3 separate regions of the Mus musculus genome follow, and regions 1 and 2 are each linked to region 3. A link is a loop called in an ENCODE intact Hi-C map of the cell type or tissue named here. Cell type or tissue: gastrocnemius. All regions are shown on one strand. Links, peaks and the distances in the headings refer to the core of each region. The heading gives the core; the rest is flanking DNA. Region 1 overlaps Gpat3 (glycerol-3-phosphate acyltransferase 3). Region 2 has its middle 4.3 kb from the start of Abraxas1. Region 3 holds the start of Gm36793 (predicted gene, 36793).

The links. A loop is a pair of places that touch in the nucleus more often than their neighbours do. Peaks named below come from ENCODE experiments on the same cell type or tissue, not always from the same donor. Only the 100,000 strongest peaks of a DNase experiment are listed, where the experiment ranks them.
Region 1: it touches region 3 in a loop (2.6-fold over the local background); 10 of 42 quality-filtered maps call a loop at or near these places.
Region 2: a loop joins it to region 3, with 16 times the contacts of the local background. A loop is called at or near these places in 38 of 42 quality-filtered maps.

What each region holds. Positions count from the first base shown.
Region 1 is chr5:100,857,145-100,864,620 of GRCm38, forward strand. Gpat3 (glycerol-3-phosphate acyltransferase 3) reads left to right here. Exons shown (of 13, transcript NM_172715.3): 3 at 1-64. Among named protein-coding and RNA genes, the nearest start is that of Gm46917, 13 kb to the left of the region's middle. In gastrocnemius, for the core only: no CTCF peak of the experiment used is centred there; a DNase peak (open chromatin) is centred at 3,723; H3K27ac peaks cover 2,000 bases.
Region 2 is chr5:100,821,477-100,828,952 of GRCm38, forward strand. It overlaps a transcript of Abraxas1 not described here. Among named protein-coding and RNA genes, the nearest start is that of Abraxas1, 4.3 kb to the left of the region's middle. In gastrocnemius, for the core only: a CTCF peak has its summit at 4,678 (motif pointing right); a DNase peak (open chromatin) is centred at 961.
Region 3 is chr5:100,912,016-100,919,491 of GRCm38, forward strand. It overlaps Gm36793 (predicted gene, 36793), which reads right to left and starts at 1,677. Exons shown (of 3, transcript NR_168093.1): 1 at 1,598-1,677; 2 at 1-32. Gm36740 (a long non-coding RNA gene) reads left to right here and starts at 1,178. Exons shown (of 3, transcript XR_389418.1): 1 at 1,178-1,258. In gastrocnemius, for the core only: CTCF peaks have their summits at 3,299 (motif pointing left) and 5,558 (motif pointing right); DNase peaks (open chromatin) are centred at 3,289 and 5,559.

The sequences.
Region 1 (7,476 bases), core at 939-5,938, 55 kb before region 3:
GCCACATTACGAATTCAGAAAGGAGCCCCCAAGGAGTCAGCTCTTAAAAACTCAGCTTCTGTGGGTAAGTTTTCCCTTACTTATTATTGTTCATACACTCAGACTGAATCGTTTAGAGCCACCCAATTGGAAAAAAAACAAAAAAAACAAAAAAACAAAACAAAACAAAAAGAGCCGGGCGTGGTGGCGCACGCCTTTAATCCCAGTACTTGGGAGGCAGAGGCAGGTGGATTTCTGAGTTCGAGGCCAGCCTGGTCTACAGAGTGAGTTCCAGGACAGCCAGGGCTACACAGAGAAACCCTGTCTCGAAAAACCAAACCAAACCAAACCAAACAAAACAAAACAAAAAACAATTGGAAGTTGGTCTATGCAGAGTGATGTCTTCTGTAGGCCTCTGGTTATTTGTAATTTTGTCTACAATATAGTAGCTGCCTGGATTCAGATAGGGTTATTATCAGGAGGGTTGGGCAGTATGTGTTAGCTCCTGTGTGTTCTTCCATATATTATTTTATTTCCAAGGACTTTGTTTCAAGAGGGTGTTCACAGATTTAAAGATGTGAGGGATGAAAAGGGGTACAGGCAGGCAATGTGCCGGGCAATATGCAGATTCAGCTCATTTACATATATTTAAGGTGTGGTTTAATCTCCCACAGTGCCAATGAACTGTTTAGTTTTGTGTATGTTTGTTGTTTGTTTTTTGTTTTTATTTTTTTGTTGTTTGTTTTTTTTGGGGGGGGAGTTTTGTTGTCTCTGTTACATTTTCCAGTTGCTGTAGATTATATGTCTAACTTAATTATTCACAATTAGAATTTGGATGTTTTATACATATATTATTATTGTTTGAGCTTTCTAATTTTTACATTGGAAATTTTGTTAACTTGAAAATGTCAGTTATTATATATGTATATGTATATATAACAGAAAACCAAAAACCAGCCAGCCAACCAACCAACCAACCAACCAACCAGACAAACAAAACCCCCACAATTCTTGTCTAGGAAAGGATTGTATCTCACTGGTAGAGTATAGACTTCATGTATATGAAACTCCAAGTCAAATCATCAAATCTCCCGCACCCCAAATTCCCAATAGCAACAAAAGCAGATTCTCCAGGGAAAAACATCTGCAGGCAGCACATTTGTCCCTTCCTCTGGAGGGGTACTGTTGTATGGTGACAAAGGTCTGGAAAAGCCCCATAATAAAGAAACATGTTATCTGGGCCTGGTGGATGCCTGTAATCTCAGACTCTGGGGGCTGAGGTCGGAGGATGGCATGTGTGATGACAATCTGGGCTACATAGCTGATCCAAGGCTAGCTCAACTGTGTTAGTGAGACCTTGTTTAAAAGACTTGGAAAAATTAGAGGGAGGGAGGGAGGGAGGAAGGTAAAGTGGGAAGAATGGAGAGAGAAGAGAAGAGAAGAGAAGAGAAGAGAAGAGAAGAGAAGAGAAGAGAAGAGTAGAGCAGAGCAGAGCGCATTATTATATGCTTTTTGGAGGTTACTTGACTACAGTCATCCCTTTTCCATGGAACACAGGACACCTCTTAGCTCCTGGTAGAAGTGAGTTAAAAACCAGTCTTTATTTATGTCTCTAAAGGAACTGTTTTAGTTGCAGTGAGAATTCTGGTAATCATTTCAGACACTTAGATTCACAGGAAGTCAAGTTTTATAGCAGTGACCAAGCAATAAGGAAGAAATAGATCACTAGATTAATCAAAAGGCTAAACTTTTCAGTGTTTTCAAAGCTGGTCCTTCACCTGCCCTCTGTCCTCTCCAATGGAGTATTTGACTCAGCCTTGCTGTCTGTAACTCGTAAGGTGTGGAGTGGGTTCCCAAGGGCAGATGGCTGTCTCTAAGGTGCAGAGTTTTGTGTGCCCCTCCACTCGGCTGCCCACGTGCCATGGTGCCCACCCACGTGCAATGGTGCTTTAGCTTTCCACCAAGGTTAACAAGGTCCAGAAGTTTAAAGAACACCTTGTCATGTACAGCACACACCCTCTTCCACTGCACTTAGTCAGCCTACCTAAGCACAATGGGAGTCCTTCCTTCCTTCCTTCCTTCCTGTTTCTCCCTAGCTGTTGGAGATGTTTACCATCCATGTATATAGCTTTTGACTTAGGCCAGTTCTGCTCCCCTAGGAGACAGGAGCAAGTTGGTATGGAGGGTCTGTGGGGTCTCTTGCCCTCTTTGTCTTGATGGGTACAACTATATCCTTCACATTCCAGCATTACAGTCTCTAGAAATAAGTCTTATTCACCAGATGTTATTGTCATCTGCTGAATAAGCTCAGCATTTCTAGTCTTTCTGAATGCTGGCTAAGTGGCTCAAACTCCTCTCCAAGATGACTGAGTCAGTCCAGCCTCTCTCTGGTTCTCATTGAATTGCTCTGCTCGGCCTCAAGCTGACTCTGACAATCTGTTCTCTCTAATCTTCTGGCTCCTTCTCATTCTTGTCTTCACATGTAACCTGTTTTTGTATAATTGTATTAGTAAATCTCCCTCCTCCTCCTCCCCTTCCTCCTCCTCTTCCTCCTCCTCTTCCTCCTCTTCTTCTTCCTCCTCTTCCTCCTCCTCCATTAAGTTGCCTCTTTCCTGTTCTCTAAGAGTTAGGGGTATCCTATCTCTAACTCATTCTGTCAGATATTTCTCTGATTTGTCACTTTGTCTGCCCCTCAATTAGATGTCACTGTTTGGGATTAAAGGTGTGTGCTAAAGGTGTGTCTGTATTCCAGACAATTCCAGCCGTAGGGATTAAAGTTGTGTCATTCTGGCTGGATCACACAGCTCTAGAAGTTCTTTGGATGTGGTGGATCCCTTGCCAGAACAGCCGTGTTGCTGGATTAAAATTCCCCTACAATAGATGGCTTAGAATTGGCCTGGGCAGTGGTTCCAGATGCTACACCTACTTGTTATAGGAGCTTAAGCTGTCATTCATTTCGAATGACTTGCTTTTGTTTCCAGTTCTTTCTAAATATAATAAAAATGTAGAAAAATATTGGCCCTCTGATTTAGTATTAAAATTAGTCAAGTGGTCAAGTATCATATAAGAAGAAACTTGTATGAAGCCACGTATGACCATGAGGAATTGTAGAAAGGATCTGCTGTTGGGAGCTGTGGGTCTTATCAGTAGAGGCTTGCCTGGCACCCATGAAGCCCAGACTTTGATCCCCAGCACCACACTAAAGGAAGTGGGGTACATTGTCATCCCAAGCCAGCTTGGCCTACATAAGACCCCCAAAGGAAAGAGTAGGAATAAAATGTGTCATGATGCAGAGAAAGGCTAGCTAGCACCTATGACATTTGCTATATTTAAATCAGAATGGCTGTCCTTTAGCCTGGGAAAATCAGAACAAACTTTCAAAGGTTATGGAACTTCTGTGATATCTAAGCTTGGCATGCAATCCTAAGCTCATTAAAATGTGGTGTGTGTCTGGAGATGTCATCCGCTACGCCGCTGTGACAGGTGTTAAGATGAGTGAATAAGCCAAAAGCAACGTAAGGTCATCCCTTGGCTGCATCAGTCTGGGATAATCCATGGCTGCGTGCTGTGTACCTCTGTCCCACTTCTGACGCTGCTTAGGAAACCTGCACTTTCGGGGGTGTGGCCCTGTTGGTCCATCCTCTGTTTGGAGTCATTGGGGAAATGGTGTCACAATCCTAGACAGACAGTAGAAGGTGACGAAACACTCAGAGAGCTCCTGTATGCTTGGCTGGCGCAATCTTCCGTCTGTGGAGCATCATGTTTCTGTACTGAAGCCAACAGAAGCACAAGGCAGTGGGTAGACAGCCAGCTCAGGCAAGGGTCACAGGCAGTGTCACAGGCAGGCCTGGGGCCCCAGGCGGCTTGATATTTGACATGCCTCTGAGTTACACAGAGGAACTCATCGGCTAGTCAGGGATGGTAACTATCCTCTGCACACTCAACACAGATTCTCTCTGCTGCTTTTTTACTTAATGAAACACATATTTCACAACACATCAGGTCTCTGTACTGGCAAAGTGCCTTTTGTATTATAGTTCTTCTCTGCTCTTACTATATAAGCCACCTGCAAGTGAACCTAGGTAAAGATTATCTTCATGGAGAAGTAATTCTTTTTCTGTCTTTAGTCACATTAATTCTCCTAGGCTGGCCGAGGAAGATGGTGTCCTTGACTGGGTTCAGATATGCTGAGTAGGATCTTCCTCAGTTTTGCATTTCCTCATTGTTAGCTTGTAGATAAGGGTTAACCCCTTCCAGCCCTGTTACAGTGGCTCTAAGTTGCTGGGAATATAACTACTCCTTTCCTCTTATTCTTTCTGGGATCACATGCATTCCAGAGGCACACTGAGGAGGAAGGGCGAGACAGGAGGAATGCCAACAGCTCCTGAGTTCCTTTCTATCACGTTGGCCGCAGGCCTCTGGGATGTGGTCTAATTGAGATCTAAGGAGCTTTCATTTTAACTTGTTTATAAATAGTGAAAACCATTTAAGATTTGGGGAAAATAATAATTATATAAAGATAGAGTTTTTCTGTGTATCCCTGTATGCCTTGAACTCTCTATGTAGACCAGGCTGGCCTCCGAATCCACTTGTCTTTGCTGTCTGAGCGCTGGGGTTAAAGGTGTGTGCCACCTCACCTGGCAGAAAAGTGGCTGGCTTCACTCTGGGGACTTGATTAATTCCAGTACACAGTTAGGCTTGAACTGGTCATTTTGTCTAAGTGTGATTTCTTGCGAGCTTCTAGTGGCGAGAGTTATATTAAGTGTCTTATGGCACTAGGATACGAGAATGGTTACCAGCCTGGACTCAGCTGGGATGAGGGCAGGGCAGTGATGACACAGAATGTGTCACACTCTGTGAGTGAGTCATACAGGCAAGTGCTGTGCTGAGCTGGGCAGTCATCTATCTGGCCCTGCCCCTGAACCTGCTTCTGGCCTTCCTTGACTCTGTTCACTGCAAGGAATTCATGTGACCTCACAGCTCCGTCTGGCATGCCACAGGAAGACTTGGGGTTACCAAGCCTGCTCTTAGCATCTAAGCCCTCAGCAAGAACAAAGCGCTCGGGTGAATCTTATGCGGTACAGAGGGGTGGTTCAGAGAGAATGCAGGTTGCCTAGCTTTTCCTTATTTTCCTTCTGGAATTCTTTCCGGGAGGTTTTTGACTAACCATATCCGTAGACTGTATACATCGGGTATGTTACATTGATAACCTAATAAGTTCACAGAGAATGTGGGAACAATACTTTGGCAACAAGAATTTGAACAAGTTTCATTTGTTTTTGTTAACTTTCTGTCTGTTCTATTCTTTCCCCTCCGAGGGCCTAATGATCAAACTAAGTTTTCGTGTATGCTGTTAGTCAAGTGCCGAACCACTGTGCTGTGCCTTAGCGCAATAGCCTGTGCAGTATAATGTATTTAGTGGAGTTATATTATTGGTGAAATACTGACATTGTGTAGCTGTCGTGTAAAGCAAACCAACCCAGTCAGGTTTTGGAAGATGTGTTTGTCACATCTTCTTGTGACTGTACAAAAAACAAAACAAAACAAAAAAATACTTGAGGTAATCAACTTAAAGGAAAAGGTTTGCTCTGCCTAACAGTGTCGGATCGTGTTGTTTGAGATCATGGTTGCTTAGCCCTTTGCTTTGGATCTGCAGCACAAAGTATATTATGGCGGAACCATGTGATAAGGGGGCGAAGGGAGGCTTGTTCCTGTTGTACAGGAAGCAAAGAGAGGAGAGATGGAGAGGGGCTAGTAGCTCAGTGTTTCCTTCTATTAGGCCCTGGCTCTTAAAGATTCCACCAACTCCCCAAAACACTGTAAGCTGATGATCAAGCCAATTAGAAACAGCCCTTTGAGGAACATCTTATTCAACCATAGCAGGAGATGGGTTGAAGTTTGCGCTCTCTCTCTCTCTCTCTCTCTCTCTCTCTCACTCTCACATCATGGCCAGATGTCTACCTGTTTTTGTTAGTGATGTAGCTCAGTTGGTAGAATGTTTGCACAGCATGCATGCAGCCCTGGGTTCAGTCCCCAGCCACACATAGACTGAGTGTTCACTCCTTTCCCCACTGAGGCACCAACTCCCTGGCTCTTAATGAATGAGGAATCTGGTAAATGACATACCTAGCCTCCTAGGGATGGAAACTAGGTACCCGCCTCAGCCTCAGGGGTTCCATTGTATTCTTGCCTCCTGCAAAACACACCCTCCTTTATTTTAGCCTCCTTGGTGTCTAGAATTTAAGCCAGAGAAACAAAGCCATTGTTGATGGAAGTGTCTTACTTAGGGGAGTTGGGCTTGTGAACTTCCACACCGTAGATGTTTTACACTGGGAGCCTGGGTAATTTTTGTTGTGGGGAGCAGTGTGCAACTTGTCAGATGCCTGATGCCTAACAGTAGTGTAGGCCCACCTGGCAACCAGGAATGTGTGCTGACCCTCCCTGTCCACCCTGATTGTCAGCTAGCATATTACCATACCATGTATTCAGCTAATGTATACAGCATTATTAACATGGCTGATTTTTGCATCTAATAGAACTTGGATTCTAGTTTTCAGTGGCTGGTCTGGAGAAGGGATGTTGGGATAGTGTGGGTAGAAGAGGGTAGGCCATGTGAGTAGCATGTTAGAGGAGAACGCCGGCACCCGGAGAAGCATGCTCCTTAAGGAAAGGTGGAGGTGGGTTAGGCCTTTCCAACTCTATCTCATAACCCAGTGAGAATGCATTGTGTGTGTCTGGGTCTTACCTTAGAGCCAAAGAGATGCTTAACATTCAATTAGATGCGAGACATACGCACGCATCTCTGGCTTATTAGGTTCCGAATGCCTGTGTGTCTGCTGCCCCCACTCTCAGACTGATCATTTGAAATCTTTGCTCCCGACACTTATGTACACTATTTATTTATATTAGACAAGCCTTACTAGCCCCACTTTCTGGATGAAGAAACTGAGAGGAAACTCAAGCCACTTGATCCAGATGACACCACAAACCAAGGCAGTCTGAAACAGAATCCCAGTCTACCCCTGCCTCTACCCCTCCCTCCGGAACACACCCCGACAGTCCTGCTCTTCTTCTTGTTCCTCTGGTCAGCGCCTACTTCTTGCCTGGTTGAGGTGACTCAACATCTCCTCCTTCTGCCTTAGTCACTGTTACCTAGCAAGAAACGTTCATTTGTCCCCCACTGTTGCATGTAGTTTTAAAAACCTAGAGGGGGGTGGGGCTTGGCCATGTTGTCACCCCTCCTGGCTCCTCTTTGTTCCACCCGGCTTAGCTCTGCATCGGCTGTAGCTGTAGCCAACACTGTAACCGGGTTACCTTCTCTACCCACCTCTATTACAGGAGCGGTTGCTTTACCACCCTTGAATCCCTGGATAAAAGACACAACAGCTTTTAACTTGCCTACTAAGCACAGTTGCTGGGCACAGATACCTCCCCTTCTGGAAAGGCGTGCACTTAATTTATTATCTCCGTTTCTCCTCCTGCCCTAATCTTCCTGGC
Region 2 (7,476 bases), core at 664-5,663, 91 kb before region 3:
ACACGTGTCATACACAATTTAAAAAGCCGATGGTTTTTAAATAATTGAAACTTGGCAAAGTGGCATGCTCCTGAATTGCATTAGTATTGCATGTCTCAGTTTTGTTGTGCAATAGCCAGGATTAGCTTGTCAGTGGCAACATGGAAGAAGTCACAGCTCCACTCTGTGGTCACTAATAGCTTGTGGAGTTCTCCTCCCCCTAGGAAAGGAGAATTTATAGAATACATATGTATAGTGCCGGGCGGTGGTGGCCCACGCCTTTAATCCCAGCACTCGGGAGGCAGAGGCAGGCGGATTTCTGAGTTCAAGGCCAGCCTGGTCTACAGTGAGTTCCAGGACAGCCAGGGCTACACAGAGAAACCCTGTCTCAAAAAACCAAAAAAAAAAAAAAAAAAAAGAAAAAAAAGAAAAACATATGTATAATACATATGTATTATAGAATGTGTATGTATTAATATATATTCCGTGGTACTATCATATGTATCACATATATAATTATACATAATACATGTAAAGGCCCATGGTATTTAGTTTTCATTACATGAGCTAGCCACCAGAGTTCAAGGCTGGTTGTGACAGGAGAATAAAGACAACAGTCCTAGATGACAAAGATCCTACCCAGCACGTACATTTCCCACCCTTTGACCTCGGCACCTCCCCCCCCCTTGTGAAGGAGTTCTCATGTACCCGAGTTCCCTAATATGCAAGTTTGAGGGGAGAAATAGTTTCCCACATCTCAGAATACAAAGTCTTGAATAAACCCGATTTCCTTCCACCAACTCTCATTCTCTGAATATTAGCTTTTAAGTATGGAGCAGATGACCTTGGGTGTGGTGACATTTCTGCTGAATATTAATTGCTTTTCTGTTGCTGTGATAAACCACCATGACCAAGGAACCTTACGGAAGGGACGGTTTATTTGGGCTTACACATCCAGAGGGATAGGAGCCCATCACCGTCACAGCAGGGAGCCTGGCAAGCAGCAGGCAGGCATGGTACAGCAAGCAGAGGACACCCTGAACCTCGAGAAAGATGCAGAGAGAGCAAACTAAAATTGGCACAAGTCTTTTAATTCTCAAAGCCTGCCCCCAGTGACTCCTTCAGCAAGACCACACCTCCTGAACCTATCCAAATGGTGCCACCAACCAGAAACTATTCAGATTTCTAGACTGTGTGGGCATATCTTTGAGACCATCACAGCTGTGTTCTGGGATAACACCCTCACTAGACCCTATTGCTGTCTGAAAACTACATCACCATGTTGTGACCGTACAATGGTATACAAAGCAGTAAGAAGAAGTGTTAATCCTACCAGGTGAAAATAAGACTAGTACCACAATTTTTGAGCAAAATGTAAAGCAGGCTTTATTAGATACTGGTCAGGATGATGGACACCGGCCAGTTCCATACCTTGGATGCCCAGAGAATGGCTGTAAACCCCACAAGACTCCGTATTCCCACGTTCATCCAATCAACAGCAATCATATCCGGACATACTTCCTGCCTACATACCTCTCTATCATGCATGTGACCAAGCACTTCCTGTGCAGCTGGAGCAACCAACCTTCTTCACAGAAGTGAAAACACCTGGCTTGTTATCTTACTTGAACCGCAGCCCCCAGCATTCCAGGAAGCTGGCTGCCCTTGGGCAAGTGGGGCTTACAGGTTAGAGGCGTTTTTTGTTTTATAGATCTCTTAAGCACAGTAGTTAAAACTTAACATATAACTTTAGCCCTCGCAGAACTGAAAGTAAAGGCATGCGTATGAATTTGTGGGTTGCATGATGAGGGAAATCTAATACTGTATTATTAACCCCTGTGCAGAAACAAAATAGGAGGACATTCTTTCAGCTCAATTGTATCAAGTGTCTGGAAGGGAAACTATGTGTCTTAAAGACCCTTCTTGCAACCACAGTGGCCTGTGTGAATGATGAATATACAAGGTTACTACTGGTGGAAAGTTCATCTCTAAAGCTGAGTTAGCTAATGGAAAGGTATCCAACCTTCAAAACAAAGCAGGCCGACCCAACAGCAAAACCGGAAATGCCACGCTTTTATCCTGTGTCTAGTTGCCCTGGAGATGAGTCAACGCTTTTTTAATTCTTGGAGCAGTTAACCGAGTTAAGCAGAACACATTCTTTACTTGTATCCATCAAAGCACTCTGGGTAATTTATTTCCTCTCTCTGAAGGGCCACTGACCTGTACAGTTGTATGGTTCATCCATGTCTGTCACACATGATCTGAGAAGGGCTTTCATACCATGGTGACTTCAGATTTTGGATGATTTGGGGGGCGGATGTTCCCTGTGTTTTCAGTGTGTGTGTGTGTGTGTGTGTGTGTGTGTGTGTGTAAGCTTCGGAGGTGGCCCTGCCTTTTCATGAGTGTCTGTTCATCTGCTTCATGAAGACTACATCAGGAGATGCCACGAAACTTCACCTGCTGAACTATTTATTATCAAGGCCATTTCAGACACAGGAAACAGGAATGTTACTCAACACTCTGACCTGGGTTGGGGGTGATACTCTTCTGGTTCACCCAGGTCCTTGTTGTCTGACAGAAAAGAATTTCTGGGGCTGGAGAGATGGCTCAATGGTCAAGAGCGCTGACTGCTCTTGCAGAGGTCCTGAGTTCAATTCCCAGCAACCACATGGTGACTCACAACCATCTGTGATGGGATCTGATGCCCTCTTCAGGTGTGTCTGAAGACAGCGACAGTGTACCCACAGACATGAAATAAATAAACAAATCTTTTTTAAAAAAGAAAGAAAAGAATTTCTGCATGAATTAGAGTAAAGTAAAATCAGCAAGTCCACTGGTTAAGCAAGAACACAAGACAAACCTGACCAGTCAAAGTGGGCGTCTAAGCACCCGGGCTGTAGCCATAATTGACTAGGGGCTTACTTACAACTTACTTAGAACAACGCACTCGGACACTGATTTTAGATATTAGGGGAAGCATTTTTTTCTCATCCCCAGGATTTGGTCCCTGAGGCTTTCCCCGACGCACCCTGTAGGCTTGCAGCTGGAGCAAGAAGAGCGCCAGAGGTAAACAGCGTTGACTCGTCTCCAGGGCAACTAGACAAGGACGAAAGGCTTGACATTTCCGGTTTTGCGTTGGGTCTGTCTGCTTTGTCTTGAAGGCTGGATGCGTTTCTATTAGCTAACACAGCTTCAGGGGTGAACTTTCCACCAGTAGCAACCTTGTGTGTTCATCATTCACACAGGCCACCGTGGTTGCGAGAGGGGTCTCTATGACACATGGTTTCCCCTCCAGACACTTGGTACCATTGAGCATACATTGGCATGTTTCTTTCTGATTTCTGTGCCCAGTCCTCCAGCATCTCTTGCTACCTTTAACAAGCTGCTTTGGAGGGACTGGATAGACTAGTGGTTAAGAGCACTTGCTGCTCTTCCGGGGGACCTGGGTCTTAGCACATACACAGTAACTCCAGTGGATCAGAGGATCTGAGGTCCTCTCCTGGCCTCAAGGGCAGCAGATGCAGACATGTATACAAGCAAAACACCTACACACATAAAAATAAGCTGATTTTAAAAGCATGAGTTGCTTTTATAAAACTGGGGTAGTTTGTGTTTAGGTGGTCACTACTCCCGAGGAGGCTCATGCAAGAAGCTTTTGGGGCCGGGCGTGGTGGCGCACGCCTTTAATCCCAGCACTTGGGAGGCAGAGACAGGCGGATTTCTGAGTTCGAGGCCAGCCTGGTCTACAAAGTGAGTTCCAGGACAGCCAAGACCATACAGAGAAACCCTGTCTCGAAAAACCAAAAACCAACCAAACAAACAAACAAGCAAAAAAAAAAAAAAAAAACATTAAAAAAAAAAAATTTAAAAAAAAAAAAAAAAAAAAAGAAGCTTTTGGAGCCCAAGGCTTCAAAACCCAGCTTGGTCAAAACAGAGGAACACTGGTTTTAGCTTTATCTCTGTTGCTATGATAAAATAAAGCAAAGAAAAACAAAACAAAAAAACCACTCTGACATGGGCATGGTGGCATTTGACCTTAATCCCAGCATTTAGGAGGCAGAAGCAGGCAGATCTCTGAGTTCAAGGCCAGCCTGGTCTACAGATGGAATTCCAGGACAGCTGGAGCTACACAGAGAAATCTTGTCTGGAAAAAAAAAAAAAAAAAAACCAAAACCAAAACTATACCAGAAAAACACCCTGGCTAAGAGCAATTTAGGGGAGAAAAGCTATATGACATCCATCAGTGAAGGATGTCAGGGCAGGAACTTGAAGCAGAGACCCTGGTCTCTGGCTTGCTTGCTAGCAGGCTTATGCTAGAGGAATAGTGCCATCTACAGAGGGCTGTGCCCTGTTACGTCAGCTAACAGCCAAGACAGTCCCACAGGAATGTGTTCACAGGATAATCCCGGTGATCCCTCCCTTCTCAGGTAATGATTTAAAGCTACTAGAACACTATCTCAAGGGGGAAAAATATTAATTAAAAAAGCCAAATTGTTCCCAGGTCCTGCAGATGAAATGAATCAAAATCGCTGGGGGGGGGGGGTAATGTCCAAGCATTGAAACATTTTCAGCATAATAATAATAATGGGAGTGCTAAGTTTTATTTTATTGTTTTATTTTTATTTTATAAGTATGAGTGTTTTACCTCCATTAATTATGTCTGTACACCAAGCTCGGGTACAGTGTTCTTGGAGGCCAGAAGAGGGCATCAGACTCCTTGGGTTTTGAGTTACAGATAGTTGTGAGCTGCCAGGTGGGTTAGGAGTTAAGCCTGGGCCTCCTGAGAGAGCAGCCAGTGGTCTTAACCACTGAACTAGAGCCCCAGTTTTTAAAATAACTGCTTTCTAGGAGAATATGCATGCTAGTATCATAATTTTAAGAATGAATAATCTTGCAGGGTTATGAGTAAGCTTGGGCAAGTCTTACTTTATCACTATAAAGACACTGTAAGTACCTCTGTGGGAGAAGAGCCGGGGACAGGACTAAGAGAAAGGAGGACTCTTTACTGATGCCAAGCAGTTCCACCTTTGAAGCCCGCAGAGAGCAATTCGCAGACAGGCTTGCCCACCCAGTGCAGAAGCAGGCTGACTCTTTTCTCGGCTTGCTGGGAAGGGGCTATTAGGTTTCAAATGCTGCATTCTGGACCGACGTCCTTCCTCTGGAAGTTGACTGTCCGTGCTGAAGCTCTCTCCAGACAGCTGGACCCGACAGAACAAGCTGTTGTAGATTCTATCCTTCACTTCAGCCCTTAACTAGGGAAGTGAGTCAGGCTGACTTCAAACAGGCACCAGCTATTTCTGACTATCGCACCTGGTGGGTGTGGTGAGAACACCTAAGATCACAGAAACAAAAACACTTTGTAAACTGTGAAGCTGCTTGTGGTAGTTATTATCCTTGGTATGTCTTGCTAGGCATCACAAAGTAACAGGGGTACTCAGCAGGACCCGCACCATGACCCCCAGTAAGTATATGTTCTAAAACCCTGCCAAGTAGCCTTAGACCACTGAAGCTTTGGACACACACACACACACACACACACACACACACAGAGCCATTTCCCTGGTAACACTAGAAATGGAAGCATCAGTTTTACAATTCCTTGAAAGTTCACATACCATATGTGAAAGTAGCAGTGTCTGGCTTTGTTCTAAGTTTCATCTCGACATCTCTAGCCCTGGGTAAAGAGCTGGCATTCTAAGCTGCCCAAAAGGCAATGGGAGGAATATTTATCCCCTCTGTTGCATAACAGTTTCCTCAGAAATTGAAACAGGCCGGGCAGTGGTGGCACACGCCTTTAATCCCAGCACTCGGGAGGCAGAGGCAGGCGGATTTCTGAGTTCGAGGCCAGCCTGGTCTACAGAGTGAGTTCCAGGACAGCCAGGGCTACACAGAGAAACCCTGTTTTGAAAAACCAAAAAAAGAAAAAAATATATTGGTTGGATAAAGATGCCTACAACCTATAGCTGGGCATAAGAGAGGTGGGCAGGGCTTAGGTTCCTGGGGCTTGGAGTCTGAAGTGGAGACCAGGAGAGGAGAGGAGAGGAGAGGAGAGGAGAGGAGAGGAGAGGAGAGGAGAGGAGAGGAGAGGAGAGGAGAGGAGAGGAGAGCAGAGGAGAGGAGAGGAGAGGAGAGGAGGTGGATAGAGAGAGAGAGAGAGAGAGAGAGAGAGAGAGAGAGAGAGAGAGTTATTTTATGTATAAGTACAATTATAGCTGCCTTCAGAGCCACCATGTGGTTGCTGGAAATTGAACTTAGGACCTCTGGAAGAGCAGTCAGTGCTCTTAGCTGCTGAGCTACTCCTCCAGCCCCATCATCATACTTTAAAGGATAGATTTAAAACACTCCAGCTGCAAGAGGTCTGTTGGTATATAGCATCTGGACAAATACTTCTTGATTAACCAAATGGACGAAGAAATTTCTGAAGTGTCTACTAATAACCTTTTAATCATTCTGGTTTTTTGTTTGTTTGTTTGTTTGTTTGTTTTTTGTTGTTGTTTTTTCGAGGCAGGGTTTCTCTATATAGCTCTGGCTGTCCTGGAGCTCACTTTGTAGACCAGGCTGGCCTCAAACTCAGAAATCTGCCTGCCTCTGCCTCCCGAGTGCTGGGATTAAAGGCGTGCGCCACCATGCCTGGCTAATCATTCTGTTTGGAACAAGCTCCTGTGCCAAAACTTTACTGATTGTAACCATCACCAGAGTATATATAAAAATACAAATTTTACATACTCACACCTACACATACACATTATACACACATGCATGCATAGATACACATCACACACATCTACATACCACATAGAACACACACACACACACACACACACACACACACACACACACACACAGATTTATAAAGGGCTGAGGGAACGACTCAATTAGTAAAGCACTCACTACGCAAATGTGAAGAACTGAGTCTGAATCCTTAGAACCATTCTAAGCTGGGACTGTAGCACACCCCAGCAATTCTAATGCTCCTATAGCAATATGGGATCAGAGGTCGGAGATTCCCCAGAACTGCACGAGCCAGCTAGCCTGGCATAGCCAGCAGTGAACAAGAGCTTGAAAGTAAGGACCAAAACCCAAGGTTGTCCTCTGACCTCCCCCAGCCCCCATTGTGTGCTGTGGTCACACATGTCCACACATGTACATACCTGCACACACAGACACAAGATCTACAGAGAAACAAATGTAAACAAGTTCTTGTACTGAGAGTAGTACTCTGGATCCTACCTAGAGTGGCCGAATCTTGGCGCAAGCTACCACTGAGATGTTTTATGTGCCCAGCTGCAACAAGACAAATCCTCCTTGCAAGGTAGGCTAGTGTATGCCAAGGCCAACTGAATCACTGGTAAGTACAATGGAGTGCCCATACACTTGTAAGCTCTGTCTTACGGTTGTTATTGCTGTGATGAAACACCATGGCCAAAAGCAATCTGGAGAAGAAAGGGCTTATTTGGCTCACATATCCTGAATCACAGCCCACTGAGGGAAGCCACA
Region 3 (7,476 bases), core at 1,377-6,376:
AGGATTCTCCTATCAAAATATCTTTCATGGGGCTGGAAGACATAGCTCAGTGGTTAAGAATGCTTGCTGCACACACATGAAGATCCAAGTCTGGACACCTGTAGCCCTCACCGCCATTCCATTCAGTAGCTAGCTGAGTCGCTCCAGAGTGGCAGTTCACAACCTGTGGCTCGCGACCCCTACGACAAACCTCTATCTCCAAAAAATAGGTATGATACGGTTCATAAAAGTAGCAAAATCACAGTTACAAAGTAGTAGTGAAGATAATTTTATGGTTGGGGCCACTACAATGTGTGGGACTGTATGCATTCAAGAGTTGCAGCATTAGGAACGTTGAGAACCACCGCCCTAGATAGAGCCTCTGTCTGCCTTTCCCGTTGCTTCTCTGTTTCTCCCTTCCTCCTGTGCTCGTGCTGAGGAGGGAGGCTGTCATGAACCTGAAGCTTGCAAGGGCCCCGAGGAGCCTCAAGAATTGTGTGGGTAGGAACGTGACTTCTTTTCTGATTGGCCCTCCAGAGACTGGAGGCTGGGCCAACATCCAGAATGCAGCTTCTGACTCTGCGCCAGGTAACCCAGCTAAACCACATCCTGATACCTGCACGGTATTATTTTAAGCTGCTGAGCTTGTGGCAAACAGCTACTCAGAAGTAGGTGGCTGGCGCTCACCTCTCATTGAAGGAGCCTTGAAGGGGTGACTTAGCTACAGCCAAGCAGGGCTCTGCTCACTCACCACAGTTTCCTTCTTCTGCCAGGGAACGACATTGTCCCTAGGAAGCAGCCCCCAGCCAGCTGCTACATTTCTCAATGCCCCTTTTCATCTGAATGGAGCCATTGACTGGTTCTCAACAAGGAGAGTGGAAACCACCTGGGATGGGATTTTCTCCACTCTCTTAGCCTGTCTGCCAGTTGGAAGCAGAAGGCCAAAGCCCAAGAGCCCTAAGGAGCCCCAAGCAAGAGGACTTGGTACTTCACTTCCTCACATAAAGAGAGGTTACCCACTGATACGGAACAGCTGGACGACATTCATCAGACTGGGGAAAAATCAACCAACCAACCAACCAACCAACCAACCAACCAACCAGCCTTCATGATGTTAAGCCATAGACTTCTCAGGTTTTGTCTATTGTAGCAATGCATTTGTTTAACATTTTATCAATTTTCTTACTTCAGAAATGGAAAGTTGTTGTGATCGAATGAAACACTGGTCAAATTTTAAACTGTCATGAACTAATGACAGTGTCCTCACAGTGTCCTCGAGGTAAGTAACCGGAGAAGGAATTCCTTGCTCTCGGGGTGCTGAAGCTACAGAGCGGTTATGTGAGTCGAGGTCAGTGTGGAGAGCAGAGGTGGGGCTAAGCCTAAAGCTTCCTATCTCCTGCCAGATTGTCTTCCAGTCCTGCAAATGCATCTAGGAGTGGGCAGAGGGCGGGGCTTGCTGGAGGACATTTCTTTTGAACTTGAGAGAGAATGGGTGACTCAAGCCTGCTCGTGTGCATTGGAACCAAATGCCTCCCTCCACTTTGGCTTCACACTGGGCTGTCTGCTTATGCAAAAGAACCGAAGCTATGCCGTGCGTGTGTTTAGTTAAGAGACTAACCTGTAAGCCTTCCTGGCCCAAGGACAGTTAGCTTCCTGGAATCCTGGGGGCTGTTGTTCATGTAAGATTACAAGCCAGGTGTTGTTCACTTTTGTAAAAAAGGTTGGTTGCCCTGGCTCAGAAGGATAAGCTTGGTCACACATAGGTGGGAAGTATGTCATAATGTATACTTGCCTCTGATTGGATGAAGTCGATACATATGTAGCCTTGTGGGTTCTGCCCAAACTAATGTAACTAGCAACCATTTTCTGGGAATCCAAGGTATGGACCTGGCCAGTGTCCATTATCTTGGCAAGTGTTTAATTTGGTTTAAAAATTGTGATAGTGATTTTATTCTCTCCCAAGAGATCAACAAGCCAAGAAGGATTATCTATCTATCTATCTATCTATCTATCTATCTATCTATCTATCCATCTATCTCTATATCATTCTATCTATCATTCTATCTATCTATCTATCTATCTATCCATCTATCTCTATATCATTCTATCTATCATCCTATCTATCTATCTATCTATCTATCTATCATTCTATCTCTTTCTATCTATTTACATATATCATTCTATTATCTATCTATCATTCTATCTTATCTATCATTCTCTCTATCTTTCTATCTTCATCTATTATTCTACCTACCTACCTATCATTCTATCTATTATCTATCAATCAATCTATCATTCTATCTATCTATCTATCTATCATCTATCTATCTATCAATCTATCATCTCTCTCTCTCTCTCTCTCTCTATCCTATCTATCTAATCTAATTTATCTATATTTTGAGACAGGGTTTCTCTGTGCATCCCTGGCTGGAACTAACTCTGTAGACCAGGCTGGCCTTGAACTCAGAGAGATCCGCCTGCCTCCTGAGCACTTCAATTAAAGTTGTGTGCTACTGACACCCTGCCAAGTAGGGAAGTTTTAATAGAGTGTACAGAATTTTTATTATGGTGATAGGAACCTTATATTTTATCCAAGAGGTCAAGCCCTTCCATTTTCAAAACACCCATTAAAACCTCATTTAAAGGGGCTGGAGAGATGGCTCAGCAGTTAAGAGCACTATCTGTTCTTTCAGTGGTCCTGAGTTCAATTCCCAGCAACCACCTGGTGGCTCACAACCATCTGGGATCTAATCCTGTCATCCAGCATGCAGGCATACACGAAGATAGAGCACTCATATACATAAAATAAGTAAATCTTAAAAAAAACAAACAAACCCAAAAACCTCATGAAAAGACAGTGTTATTTGTGCAGTAAGCCGGAACCGGAAGTTGTAGGCAGAAGACTTCTCCAACTCACCAGTGCACTAAATCTGGGCTGAGATAGGGACACAGACTTGTGATATCCCGGTAGGTAACAACCTTACAGTAAAGCTCTTTGGCCCTGAAGGCTAATCAGGCTAGTGGATGGGTGGGTTATAGGGCTCTGTGATCTCAGCTGTCGCAGAGCATTTCATACAAAATCTCCTAAACCCATTGCAGGTTGATGTTGTCCTGAAAGAGATGGCCACACTATAGCTTTCCACACCTGCTTGGTTTTAAGCACTCCATGCAGGGTGCCCTACTCGGCACAGCTGTAACCATTGGAGTGCATTCGGAACCATTGAGAGTTTTCAACTGATTATGATTTGTGAATGTGGCTATCAGCTAGAATGGCTGGTTGGGAAGCCATGGAACGAAAGCTTGAGGAGAGCGCCATCTTGTGGACTTTACGTGTAGCATCGTGACTACATTGAGTTCAACTTAACTTGCTAGAAGTAAGTTTTTAAAACTTGGAAACAGAACCCATTTCAGCTGGATTCAACAGATCCCATGGAAGTGAAGGCATTGCGGTGGGAACTAGATCCTTGGAAGGCAGATCCAGGGTAGACCCGAGGTTCATTAGAACCTGCAATCTCTTCATTATTTCCAGCTGGCTTTATACACCCATCAGGAAGATAGATTGTTGCCCCAAACCACAATTTCAAATCAAATAGCGTTTTCATGTTGTGACTCAGCTATATAGAGAAAAAGCTTAAAGACTCTGGCCTCACTGGGTCACAGGTTAGTCATGCAGTTGGGTGAGTAGGACTCCATGGTCACCCAGCGCCTATCCCCCGTGATTGGGGGGACAGGAAACAGGGTAGGCTATGTTACCCCAGGAGGAGTGGTTGTAGTGAGAATATTTGCTGGGAAAGTGTGAAACCTTTAAAGAGTAACCCGTCCTGCTTTGTTCCAAAGGCCCAGCTTTTCCCCAGGCACGCTGTTCTGAAAGATCCTATCTTCCATTGTTTTCCTGAGGGCAACACAAGAGCTCACCCCCCCCACCCCCCCCCCTCCCGCCGCTGCCACCGAGGAGAGGACTCAAAGGCGCAGTGAGCTACTCAACAGGAGTCTGGGTTTTCAAGATGCTGTGTGTTCCCCAGGGGTCCAATACAGCATCCATTCCTGGTCCTCGAATCCGGGTCCACTAAGGAAAACTCTTGGGGTGGGAGTGATGGCTTCACAGTCAAAGAGCACTGGCTGCTCTTGCAGAGGACTGGGGTTTGATTCCTAGCGCCCACATGACAGCTCCCCACAGTCTGTCATCAGTTCTAGAGCACACTTCTCTCCTCTTCAGGCAACAGGTACATACCAATATGTGCAGGCAACACACACACACACACACACACACACACACACACACACACACGGGGGGGGGGGATAAAATAAATAAATCTTTAAAAAAAGAAAAAAATGACAATAAAGTCAATTTGTTTGGATAAATGTGTTTCGAGTTCATATGACAACATATCGTTGAAAAATCCCCAAAAGATTCCTGAAGGAGTCTTGCTTTATTGGGTCAAAGGTTTACAAGAGGTTCCCTCGTCTGATTTGTTGTTTCAAAGAATCAGCAATTTGAGACTCAAGTACCCAACAAGTATTGCTGTAGGGTCAAGGAACCTGCCCTTGACTTCTGTGTGTTTAAAGACGGGAGATATAGTCATAGTTCCATAGTACGCAGTATTATGGAGCTGGGATTGCGTCACAGACCACACACACACTTTGCTTAGAGCATTTACAGGAAAGGGTGTGTCTTTCATAGCTGGAGCTTTGAACTCTGAAGCCACTGACGTAGCAAACCTCATTGACAGAGGATAAGGAGCCTCCAGACTCAGGGGAACGATTTGGATTGATTTCAGATCAGAAGATACTTAGCAACGACTTGTCCAAAAATACGGGTCATTTTCTTCTGTGTGCTTATCACCATCATTATTTGCTTCCGTCTTTTGTACAAAGCAGAGTCTGGTCGGTGTGCCTGAAGGCCAATTTATCTCAAAGAAGAATATTCAAATCGATTTGCATCATTCAGTGCTAGTTTTGAAGCTCGTTGTCCTGTTGGCAATTCTAAAGCAATTTAAAGCAAAACCAAATGCGTTATCTTTAAAACATACGTTCAGTTTAATGATTGGGAGGGATGGATTGGCAGTGCACCGATGGAGGATGGGTTTCGACTTGCGATTAACCAGGCCTAGTTCTGATGTCACTTTTATTAGTGGAGTGACTTCTATCAAACTCCTTGACCTTTAGAGGCCTCTGTTTCGCCATCTGAGTAATTAGGGGGAATACAGACCTTTGTGAGCATTAAATAAATATGCAATAGTTTATCACAGAGCAAGGGTTCAATAAATGTTTACAATGAAAATCAGAACAAACACCGTTCCTATTTTATAGGCAGGAATTATGTGGTTAAAAATCTATTAATGACAAACAGAATATCGATTTAATGGCCGTTACTCATACTATTGATTACTGTGGTCTTCACTGGGGACCAGTGTCATCTGGGGTTGAGTACTGAGAACACAGAGATTAAAATTTTAAAAACAATTTATTATATCGAGTGTGGTGTTGGGGAGTTACTGACCTAGGAAAACACAGCTCGCTGAGCGGAGGGTTGACACGCGATAGGGTGGGGGCGCTGTTTCCTGCTGTAGCGGGCTTATCTCACCAGCAGATGGCGCTCCTCTGTCTGGCCCTTCAATGCCCCTTCCTTGTTCCTTTCAGGGGGAATATCACTCACATGTAGGAGTCACTGAGACAGTGTGGCTCAGTCGCTGCTTTCTTCCCCGAGGAAGCCTGTCTTCTGGAAGCTGGCAATTTCCCCGTAAATATAATTGGCAGGTCCCGTTTTTCACAGGCTCACCTTGGTCACTGCTACGTGTGATTCAGGACAATTTGTGGGAAAGATAGATGCCATTTATTAAACTTTTTCAAATCACAAAGTTCTGTTACACACCTTGGGGAACATTCTAAAAGCCCAACTAGAATATACCTCAGAGTCATTTATTGCAGGGGCAGTGTGTGTGTGAATGAGTGTGTGAGTGTGTGTGAGAGTGTGTGTATGTGTGTTTGTGTATGAGAATGAGTGTGTGTGTGTGAATGTGTGTTAAAAAAGCAACGTCATTTATTTACCAGTCCCCATGCCTCACTGATTGAAGGTCATTTGGACAGTATTAATGCTGATGCTGGGTCTGGGGGAGATGGTGGGCAAGACTGCTTCCTTCGCCACCACGAAGATTTGAGTATGAATCCGCAGTACCTGTGTGAATAGCCAGGCATGGCTGCATGCTTGTTACTACAGCATTAGGGAGCAGAAATGGGTGGACCCTGAGCGCGGTCTTGCCGTGGAAGCCTAGCTGACATTGGTAAGCAGAAGTCCTCAGCTAGGGAAATACTGATCTTCAGTGTGAAAACCATGTGTGTTTAGCATTTACTGTTAGAAGTATGAGCTATGTTAGGCACTTCCACTCTGGAGTTCCCTGGCTCTCTATTTCCACCATCGAATGTACTTTCTTTTTATTTATTTATTTATTTTTTAAATTTTCTTCGAGACAGGGTTTCTCTGTAGCCCTGGCTGTCCTGGAACTCACTTTGTAGACCAGGCTGGCCTTGAACTCAGAAATCCGCCTGCCTGTGCCTCCCAAGTGCTGGGATTAAAGGCGTGCACCACCACGCCCGGCCGAATGTACTTTCTTGTTTGGGCTTTGCATTCTCTTTCCTAAGCTATAAACTCTGTGGGCAAGGCAAGATCCAGATGGTTCAGTATTGAGAGAGTAAACTAGCGGACCAGTTAATATACGTTGAATTAGTGTTCTTATCAGGAATAAGTAAATATTCCGAGTAGAAAAAAAACCCCTTAGTTTCATAATTACTATGAAAACTTGTGTGAGTGTTTAGTAAGGAAAATACATTTACCAAACATGGAACAATATTTCCGAGACATTTAACACAGGAACGAAATGCTTAAGCAAGGCCCATCTGGAGCCAGTGTGGGCTTGAAGGAAATGGTTGCTTTTTACAACTTTGTGGTCTAAGGAAAAAGGTGGAGAGCATACACTTTTTGTTTTTATACAAATATTGTGAATGGGCAGTAGTTTTCTCCAAGGTAAAATGCAAAAGAAAATTACTGTAAGGACCGGGGACGAAGCTAGTGGCAGATTACGTGCCTCGACTGAGCAAGGCCTTGGTACCAGTCCTCTATACCACAAAAGGGGGTTAATTACATCTGAAGTCTCCCCAATCCGTTCTGTTTGTGTACATACTTGGGAAACTTTCAGTCGGAGGGAATTCAGCTGCCCATGAATTACCTGGTAGAGGACATGATGATGTAATGCAACAATTTTGCCAGTAGGTGGCAGCAGAAGATTTTTTTGAGTTAAAGAGTTCCCAACACTATTCTCGAAATAGCAGACCAACTTCGATAGAAGTTTTAGCATCGGATAAGCAAAAAGGAAGGAAAAAGACCAACCGACTTTCCCATAAGCAAAAGACAGATGGAAATACAGTTGCCATTTCAGCTGACAGCGTCCTGGAAAAGAAACACCCAGGAGGCTGCTAATTCGACAGAGCTTGTCTGTCTGG